2 separate regions of the Homo sapiens genome follow, and region 1 is linked to region 2. The links are chromatin contacts, found by Hi-C or POLR2A ChIA-PET in ENCODE. All regions are on one chromosome and are shown on one strand. The core of a region is the stretch at or near the end of the contact, and the rest is flanking DNA. Distances in the headings are between cores, read along the strand shown. Region 1 holds the start of HSD52 (a long non-coding RNA gene). Region 2 has its middle 49 kb from the start of HSD52.

Region 1 (4,512 bases), core at 123-2,622, 50 kb after region 2:
TTGAGACGGAGTCTCGCTGTGTCGCCCAGGCTGGAGTGCAGTGGCGGGATCTCGGCTCACTGCAAGCTCCACCTCCTGGGTTCACGCCATTCTCCTGCCTCAGCCTCCTGAGTAGCTGGGACTACAGGTGCCCGCCACCACGCCTGGCTAATTTTTTGTATTTTTAGTAGAGACGGAGTTTCACCGTGTTAGCCAGGATGGTCTTGATCTCCTGACCTCGTGATCCGCCCATCTCGGCCTCCCAAAGTGCTGAGATTACAGGCGTGAGCCACCACACCCGGCCTATAACATTGTTATATACTATTATTCAACTTGAGGGGGGAATTGAAAAGGTTAAATGAGGTAATGTCCATCATTCTATGTCATTACTTTGTTTTAATTTCTTCCTAGCATTGAACACTACTTATGATTATTTTATTTGTTCATGAGTTTACTGACTTTCTACCTTTGTCTTTCCATAGCTGTTCTCCAAGTGTCTAGAATTGCAGTGATTAGCACAGTGGCCACTAGCCAATGTGGCTATTAAGCATTTGAAATGTTCCTAGCAGGAACTGAGATGTGCTGGAAGTGTAACATACACACAAAGTTTCAAAGACACAGCATTAAAAAAAAAGTAAATGTAAAATATTTTATTGATAATTTTTATATTGATCACATATTGAAATAATATTTAGGGCATATTGGGTTAAATTATTAAAATTACTTTTACCTATGTCTTTTCACTTTCTTTAATGTGGCTGCTAGAAAATTTAAAATGTCGTATGTAGTTAATATTATTGCCATCGACCAGTGCTAGTCATGAACAATGCTGGCACATACTAGGTGCTCAATAAATAGTTGAACGACTGAATATTTTTCTTTGAATGAGTGAGTGGCACAAAAGTGAAAGTATGTGAATAATAGTTTATCTCAAGTAGGCGACCTCCATAGGATAAAGCTGTCTGCTTTAGGTTAATAAACTAATTCTGGTTGAGGTGTTAATAGCTGATAACAGCTTAACTTGTTGGCATGAGTCAAGGTAAGATGTACATTTTAATTGCAACTCTCTAGAAGTCAGATAAAAGTAGGCTTTTTAATTCTACTGTGAGGTCTTCCAGAAGCAAGGTTCCTTTAGATTAAATTAAAAAAAAAAAAAAAAAGAAGAGGAGGGAGGGGACAAATGCTGAGAATGGGGATGGAACAGAGGATGGAGGGAGATGCGGAGAAACTTCAGAGCGGCAGGTGCCTTCGTTTCCCGTTACCTGCTGAGTCTAGTCCCTTCCAGGGCACACAGTGGGCGCTTAGTAACTGTAGAAAGAAGTCGAACGAAATCGGAAGGGGGAGAGGCAGAGGCCACAATCAAGACACGGAAACGACAGTCAGTCGAGGCAGCAGAGAGGGTTTCACGCGGGCCAGCGGAGGCGCAGGGCAGTTGAGAAGGGAACTTGCCACGGGGCGGAGGGGCCGCGCTCCCCACCAGCGCGGCGCGGGGGCGCTAGGCCAGGGACCGCCGGGCCAGGGACCGCCGGCTGCGAGCAGCGGGAACGGACCTGCCCCGGGTCGCAGCGGTTTTTCCCGGGCGGGGCTGAGGCTGCAGGGAGGCGGGCGTTCCGGCGGAGGGTCACGGCCTCGCCGCCGGGACTTTCCTGGGGTGGAGGTGTGAGCACGTAGGAGCCCTGGCCTTTCCAACTTCCCAGGTCAGACTGGGGCTGGGACCACCCTGCGCGGCCTTGGATGCAGGGAACCAACCCAGTGCTAGTCCGCCCTCGCGGGGACCTGTCCTCTCGCCTGACCTATGAAGTCCGTCCCTGCCTCCAAGGCTCCAACAAAGTCCTTCTTTCCCCCAGAGTAGCAGTTCTCAAACTTGAGTGCATCAGCATCACCCAGAGGCTGTATTCAAACACGTTGCTGGCTCCCTCCACGGTTTCTGATTCTGTGGGTTTAGGGTGGTGATGCTGATTCCTCTGGTCAAAGGACCATCCCTGGAGAGCCACTGCCCTTTAGGTAACGATTTTCCCCTCATTTTTCTTCTGAACTCGGTCAGCACCTTGTTCAGCCTCCCACTGAGCCTGGAACCCTTGACAGCTGGGGAAACAAGTGCGTTGCTGCTAAGCCAGGAGGGCACCTAGGAATCCCAGCTTCCAATCCAGGGCGTTTTCCTCTGCATTCACTGCTTCTTTTACTCTCTTGGGAGCCTATGTGTGGGATCCAGAACAGGGCAGAACCCTGAGTAGTAAACGCTGAACGGGAAGCGAGGTTAGTTAAATCCAACTGCAGGAGAGGAAAAAAGAGTCCTTTTCTTCCGGAGAGGAGAGGGTACACAGAGGATGCCTGTCCACTGACCAAACCTGCCCTGAGCATCACCATTGACGCTTTCGTTCATTCAAAAAACAAAGTTAATTCAGCAGGTGCTCTATGCCAGGCACTGACTTGGTATGGGGGATAATGAAGGAAATAAAACCGAGATCCCTGTCTTTGGAGAACATACTTCCTAATAGGGAGATTAACAGTAAACACAATAAAAGGTAAATCAATGAATATGTTAGAAGGTAGTAACAGTTACAAAAAGAAAAACAAGAGTAGGGTAAAGGAGTGCAATTGGAGTTGCAATTCTAAATAAGATGGGCAGGTAGGCCTTATTGATGAGGTGAGTTAAGATATTAAGCCATAGGATAGCTAGGGGAAGAGCGTTTCCAACAGGGGGAACAGCCAGCGCGAAGGTCCCGAGTCAGGAGCATGCCTGATGTGTTTGAGGCTCATCAAACGGGCCATTGTAACTGGAGTAGGGGCAGGGATGGGGAAGAAGCTGAGTAGGAGATGAGGCCAGAGAGGTAAAAGGGCGGGCAGGAAGATGTTAGAGGTCTGGCCCAGCCATTGTTAAAGGATTGACTTTTACCCTCCAATTTGATTTACTGTTTTGCCCTAATGATTCTTGCCTCGTCCATCTACAAAATCTGCCTCAAAAACAGCCGTTAACCATCCCCTGGCTCACAGCTGGAGCTTGTTTTGAGAATGATACTATTTTCATAAGTTGGTGGGCCCCAACCTCTCAGATTTGGGGCTTGCAAAGGTTGCAATGACCCTTTCTGACCTGCAGATTAGAGAGTTGGTAATTCATATTTGCTTTCAGCATTTTTTTTTAATTTTCTCTCATCATTCCCCATACCTCCTCTGGGTTCTTGTTCCCCTGACGTACCTGCTCCCTGAAGCTTCCCAGATTTCTAGAGCAGCACTGTCCAATCAAAATATGATGTGAGACACATAATTAATTTTAAATTTTCTAGTGGCCACATTTAAAAAAGTAAAAAGAAACAAGTAAATTTAATATTAATTACATATTTGGTTTAACCCAATATACCCAAAATATCATCTCAACGTGTAATCAACATAAAAAATTAACACACTATCATACATATTTTCTTCTATACTGTCTTGAAACCTAGTATGTATTTTACATTTATAGCCCACCTCAATTCAGCCTAGCCACATTTCAAATGTGTCATAGCCTCATGTAGCTAAGGATTACCTGGCCAGCACAGTCCTAGGATACTCATGTTCCTCCCCAACTCCCTCTCCTTAATATAATTTCTGCTTCCAGACTGAGCTGACACTTCCTTCAAGAAGCCTTCCTTGATTTCTCTACTTCCTTCGTATGCCTATGAGAATGAAATGAGTTAATATATGTACATTGCCTAGGATAGGTACTGGCACATAGTAAACAATGGAAGTGTAGCTATCATTATAATACCATTTACTACGGTTGTAATAAACTGATCAGTTGTGTAACTATTACTTCACATTTTTCTCTCCCTGTTATGCTCAATGGTCCACAAGGAGAAAGGACCCTGCCTGCCTGTCTTTTTCGTTGCTCTTTTCTTGGGACCTGGGTCTGGCACAAACAGATGAATATTCAATATAAATGTATTGAATGAATGAATGAATATAAGGAAGTATGCTTGGGGTTAAGCTTAAGCATTCTAATTCTAATGTTGCAATGGATTAAAATCATAATCCTGGATGACAATGGTATCAGATTCCATGTTTATAGAGGTTCAAACTAGATCCTAAAGAGAAATGAAATCTGGTCTCACAAAGGGAAAGAAAAAAAAAAAAGACAAAAACAGGATGGTGTGGCAGAAAGGGCCCAGACTTTGAATTCAGATACACCTGGGTCTGAAGGCCTGCCACCTCACCTACTATTTGTATGGCTTTGGAGATGTTACTCAACTTCTCCAAGTCTCAGTTTTCCCATCTGTAAAATGGGATCTGAGCATCTCGTTGCGTTATGTACCTACATGTACAGTAAGTTTGTAAGTGGCAACAACACAGGCCCTAATCTCGGCTCAGCCACACTCAGTGAGGCTACTTAAGCTTTCTGTACCTACTGTGTGTGTGTGTGTGTGTGTGTGTGCGCGTGTGTATTCTTTTAGTAGTTAATGAGATATGATACTTTACATGTAATATTTTCTTTAATTTTCATTCAACAGCATGTGATCTTTCTTTTTTTCACTCCACCTTTCCCCCATCAAATGA
Region 2 (4,365 bases), core at 180-2,679:
ATATAACGAAAGTGAGAGCATACTTTATTTGGTTTTGTATACTACCTTTTTCACTTAATCTAATTTTATGAGCTTTTTCTTGCAGGAGTAAATATACTTATCAAATAAAAAATTAAATAAATAAAATGTAAAGTTTAAAAAAAGTGACCAGTGGATTGGGCAGTTGGAAGGCCAGTTAATGATTTTAGAGAGGACAACTTCAATGGCACCGCACCCATAGAAGCCTGATACAGTGGTTTCTAGGAGTAGGGAAAGGAGCTTCAGTGAGACCTAGTTCCTCATTGTAGCTTTATTATTAGACACAGGTAGAGTATATGTCCTACCCTGATTGGAATCACTCCATCCCTGGATGATTGCAAATAATCCCACCAACCTCCAGCCCAAGTGCCTGCCCTCCCCTCCCATAGCTCCTCCCCATGTCCTAACCCCATCATGTTCCTGGCTACTTGTCCAATGCCACCCTCCCTGCTAGAATGTAAGCACCACAAGAGCAGCAGCTGGGCAGGCCTTGTCCAATCTGTGATGGTTAATTTTATGGATCAACTTGATGGGGCCGTGGTGTGCCCAGACTACACATTATTTCTGGATATGTCTGCAGGAGTACTTCCAATGAGACTAGGATTTGAATCAGTGGACTTAGTAAAGCAAACAGCCCTCCCCAGCCTAGATGGGCATCATCTAATCCACTGTGGGCCTGAATAGAACACAAGGCAGAGGAAGGAAGAATTCACCCCTTTTTTTTCCTCCCTCACTGCTTGAGCTGGAAGCTGATCTCATCTTCTCCTGCCCTCAGACTGGGAATGACACCATTGGCTCTCCTGGATCTCTGGCCCCCAGACTTTTAGACTGAATTACACCCCCAGCTGTCCTGGCTTTCCACCTTGCAGACAGCAGATTATGGGACTTCTCCATCTCTGTAAGCACTTGAGCCAATTCCTAATAATAAATCTCCTTTCATATTGGTTCTGTTTCTCTGCAGAATCCTGAATAATACAATATCTGGGTGCAGAAGACAATGAGTAAGAGAATTCCAGCTAGAATTTCAGCTAGTGATGAAGGTTGTGAAAGAAACCTAAGGGTGAAATGGGGTAGAGAGGGGTCTGGGGGTGGAGGAAAGCATTAGCTGTTGTGGGCAAGAAAGACCTTGGTGAGGAGGTTGCTTTTAGCTGAGAGAGGCAGCCATGCAAGGCTCCTGAGGGAAAACATTACAGACTCTGAGACCAACAGGCTCAAATGTCCAGAGGTGGGGACCAACAGGACCTATTTATGGAGAAGAAGGAACCAGAGAGTAGAAGGCCAGGAGAGAGGTAGGAGACAAGTCTGAAGGAGAGGGGCCAGGCCTCATTACTTCTGTCATGGGCTCTCAATTTCCTTGCACTGGGAATGTCCCAAAGGCCACTGATACACGGACTGAGCGGACTTCACGGACGTCACATCAAGTGTCACCCCTAGCAGCGGACAGTCTCCTCGGCTCCGTGCTGATAGCTGCAGACTCACACCCCTGACCATCCACTGGATTTTTGGCTTTAAGGACCCAAGGCATGTGACAAGAGATAAGCATTGCACTGAAGGTCTTTGTGTTTCACTCTATAAATGGAAAGAGGAAGAAAGACTTTCCCCCCACTTTTTATTTGTAAAAGTGTCAAAAGCTACAGAAAAATTGCATGGATAGTACAACGAGTACAAGTTCATCAAGCCACCAAGCAGCCCACCAAGGGTTCACACTTGGCAACATTTGCGTGCTCTCTCTCTCCTGTGTGTATGTGTGTGTATTTACTTTCAATTTTTTTGCTGAACCATTTTAATACTAGTTGCAGTCATGATACTTTGATTCAAATACTTCAGCATGGAGCTTCCAAGAACAAGGAAACAAGAATACTCTCCCACATAACCACAGTTTTCACACTCAGGAAACTTAATACAATACTATAATCTAATACACAGTCCAGATGCAAATTTCCCCAATTGTCCTCAAACTGTCCTTTAAAGTTGTTATATTTATCCAGGATTCAATCAAGCATCATGTATTTTAACTATCATTATTTTTAGTCTCCTCAACTAGAATTCCCAGGTTGTTGTGTTTGTTTGCGTTTTGTCTTTCATAACAGTAAAATGTTTGAAGAGTCTAGGCCAACTGACATAAAATATCTCCCTCAGTTTGGATTCATCTGCTTATTTCTTCTTGATTCGATTCGGGTTAACCCATTTGGGCATGAATACTAGATAGGTGATGTTCCTTCTCAGGGCCCGACAGTATGCTCTATCATTGGTGATATAAATTTTGATCACCTGGCTAAGTGATGCTCACCAGATTACTCCACTGGGGATGTAGCTTTATGCCTTTGTAGTTGATAAGTAATCTGTAGAGTACTATACTTGGAGACTGTATGAATATCCTGTTTCCCAGCATCTTTTCATGCAATGGTTTTAGCTCCATTGATGATTTTTGTTTGAATCCAGTATGATAGCCATGCTGATTTTCTATTTTTAGAGTTCCTGCTACATTTCCATATTGATATTCTTTAGTAAGAAAGAGCTTTCCCTGTCACCCACCTCCAGAACATATCCATTCTTGCACTCTTCGTGCTTGGGTTACACTGTTCAAGATTCAAGTTCCATCCAAAATCAAAGTCCAGTTGGTCCAGTTTAGGAAAGGGTGATACAACTTAAATTGACAGTTCCACTAAGTCTGGAGGAAGAGGTCATTCCTCAAAGAAAACATGAGGTGCAATTATTAAAATCAGGAGAAAGGGAAGCCAAGCAGACAAAAGCAGCAGCTGTCCTTAGAGCAAGGAGTTAATATTAGCGGGACTTCTTCCCATCACTGTGTGAACCATCTTAGTTCTCAAATAGCCATAGTTTAAAAAGGACAGGGGTTTAGTGCTCACAGCATCCCAGACTGTTATCTTATGCTTCCTTGCATGTGGCCTTCATTCCCAAAGTTACTTCATGGTCCCCGATAGCTCCTCTAGCTGAAGTTTTCACCCCCGTATTCCAACCAAAGGGAGGCAGCGGAAAAATGGGAGAAAAAGAAGGCCATGTCTTGGTACTTTAAGGATATTTCCTAGAAGTTGGACATGCCATTTCTGCTGACCTCCCGCTGTGCAGAACAGATTCATGTGGCTATCCCCAACTATAATAAAAACTGAGGAAATGTTGTCTTCATTCCAGACAGTTGTTTGCTCAGCTAAGAACTAAGAGTTCTATTTGTTTTTGTTTTGTTTTTTTGTTGTTTTTTTTTTTGAGTTCTATTATTATAGAGGAAGGAGAAAACTAAACTGGGAACAATTAGCAGTCTCTTCCCTGGATCCCACAAGAAACATGCTAGTAAGCTCATTTTAAAGGTGAAAAAAAAAATAAAGCTTAGTGAAATTAAACAACCTGAAAAAAGTCACACAGAGAGTAAATTATTGCGTCTGATTCCAAAGAACTCTGTGCTAGAGTAACTCTAATTTTTTTCACATTCAGTCCACATCCTGAATCTACATATCAGTGTAGTTTTGCTAAATTACCCTCTTTGGGGATTGAGTTGCAGCCTCATGACATAATGACTGGTGATATCAGGTCCTTCTTAGAAACGTGCTGTTCATTTCTGGCTAATGTTCCCTAGACAATCAGCACAGATACTGAAACCCTGATACATCCATGGCAGTGACAAAAGATGCAGATGGAAAGTAGAATGACAGTGGGTGTGTGCTGGAAAGCACCCCAGCCTGGAAGGCTGGATACCAAGGTTCCCGTCCCAGTTCAGTTACTCACTAATTATATGATCCTGGTCAGATCATGACCCACTGTTCCCCAGTTCCCTCCTTCATGTATTCCCTCCAGTTCTGATTCTGTCTCATTTTAGGTAATATCTGCTTGCGTGATGAGTCAAACTGGGATCTGGATCATAAAAGTATTTAAAGCCTTCACTTTCTACGCTATGCGATTATAGAATCTGTTGAAATTCCAGGGCCTGGCTTGCTAATTGGGTTTACATTTTGCTTTTATAAAACCCCACATGATAAATAGGAAAGGTTCATTAACCAGGAGCTTTATAACAGCAGGAATCATGTTTGGTTTTCTCATCATTATATCCCCAACAACTGGCACAGCCCCTGGTACACGATGAACTCCAGAATATCGATTTACTTATTGACTGACACAGACAATGTTATTGCTAGATGTATGTAACAAATTATTCTCTTTCTCTCCCTGCCCAAGAGCAAGCATGAGCTTCAAGGGAAGGAATAAGGAAACCAGGATTAACACAGCGCTTATTCTGCAATTTACCTCATTTACTTTTCATAAAAAGTCTTCAAGAAAGATATTACAATCCCCTTTTTGATTGATGAGAAATCTGAGATTCAGAAGGATGAAGTA

What was found. A loop is a pair of places that touch in the nucleus more often than their neighbours do. ChIA-PET counts read pairs that join two places held with the same protein, here RNA polymerase II (POLR2A). Pooled maps may share reads with other maps.
Region 1: a loop to region 2 is called in a map of cardiac septum, with 2.3 times the contacts of the local background. The contact joins the promoter of HSD52 here to the enhancer-like site in region 2. A Hi-C loop is called at or near these places in 14 of 168 maps with a recorded cell type or tissue (Right ventricle myocardium inferior, cardiac septum, endothelial cell of umbilical vein and 8 more) and 4 of 50 pooled maps. POLR2A ChIA-PET finds 5 or more read pairs at or near these places in 2 of 52 experiments (MCF 10A and Panc1).

The regions. Positions count from the first base shown.
Region 1 is chr1:59,145,435-59,149,946 of GRCh38, forward strand. It overlaps HSD52 (a long non-coding RNA gene), which reads right to left and starts at 1,373. Exons shown (of 3, transcript NR_027120.1): 1 at 1,242-1,373. RefSeq lists an enhancer at 1,202-1,261 and a silencer at 1,382-1,531.
Region 2 is chr1:59,095,190-59,099,554 of GRCh38, forward strand. No RefSeq gene overlaps it. Among named protein-coding and RNA genes, the nearest start is that of HSD52, 49 kb to the right of the region's middle. Within about 2 kb of position 1,430, at least 2 of the 41 ENCODE cell types and tissues checked have a DNase peak (open chromatin) inside an H3K27ac peak, as active enhancers do; they include heart right ventricle, where a contact is called at or near this core.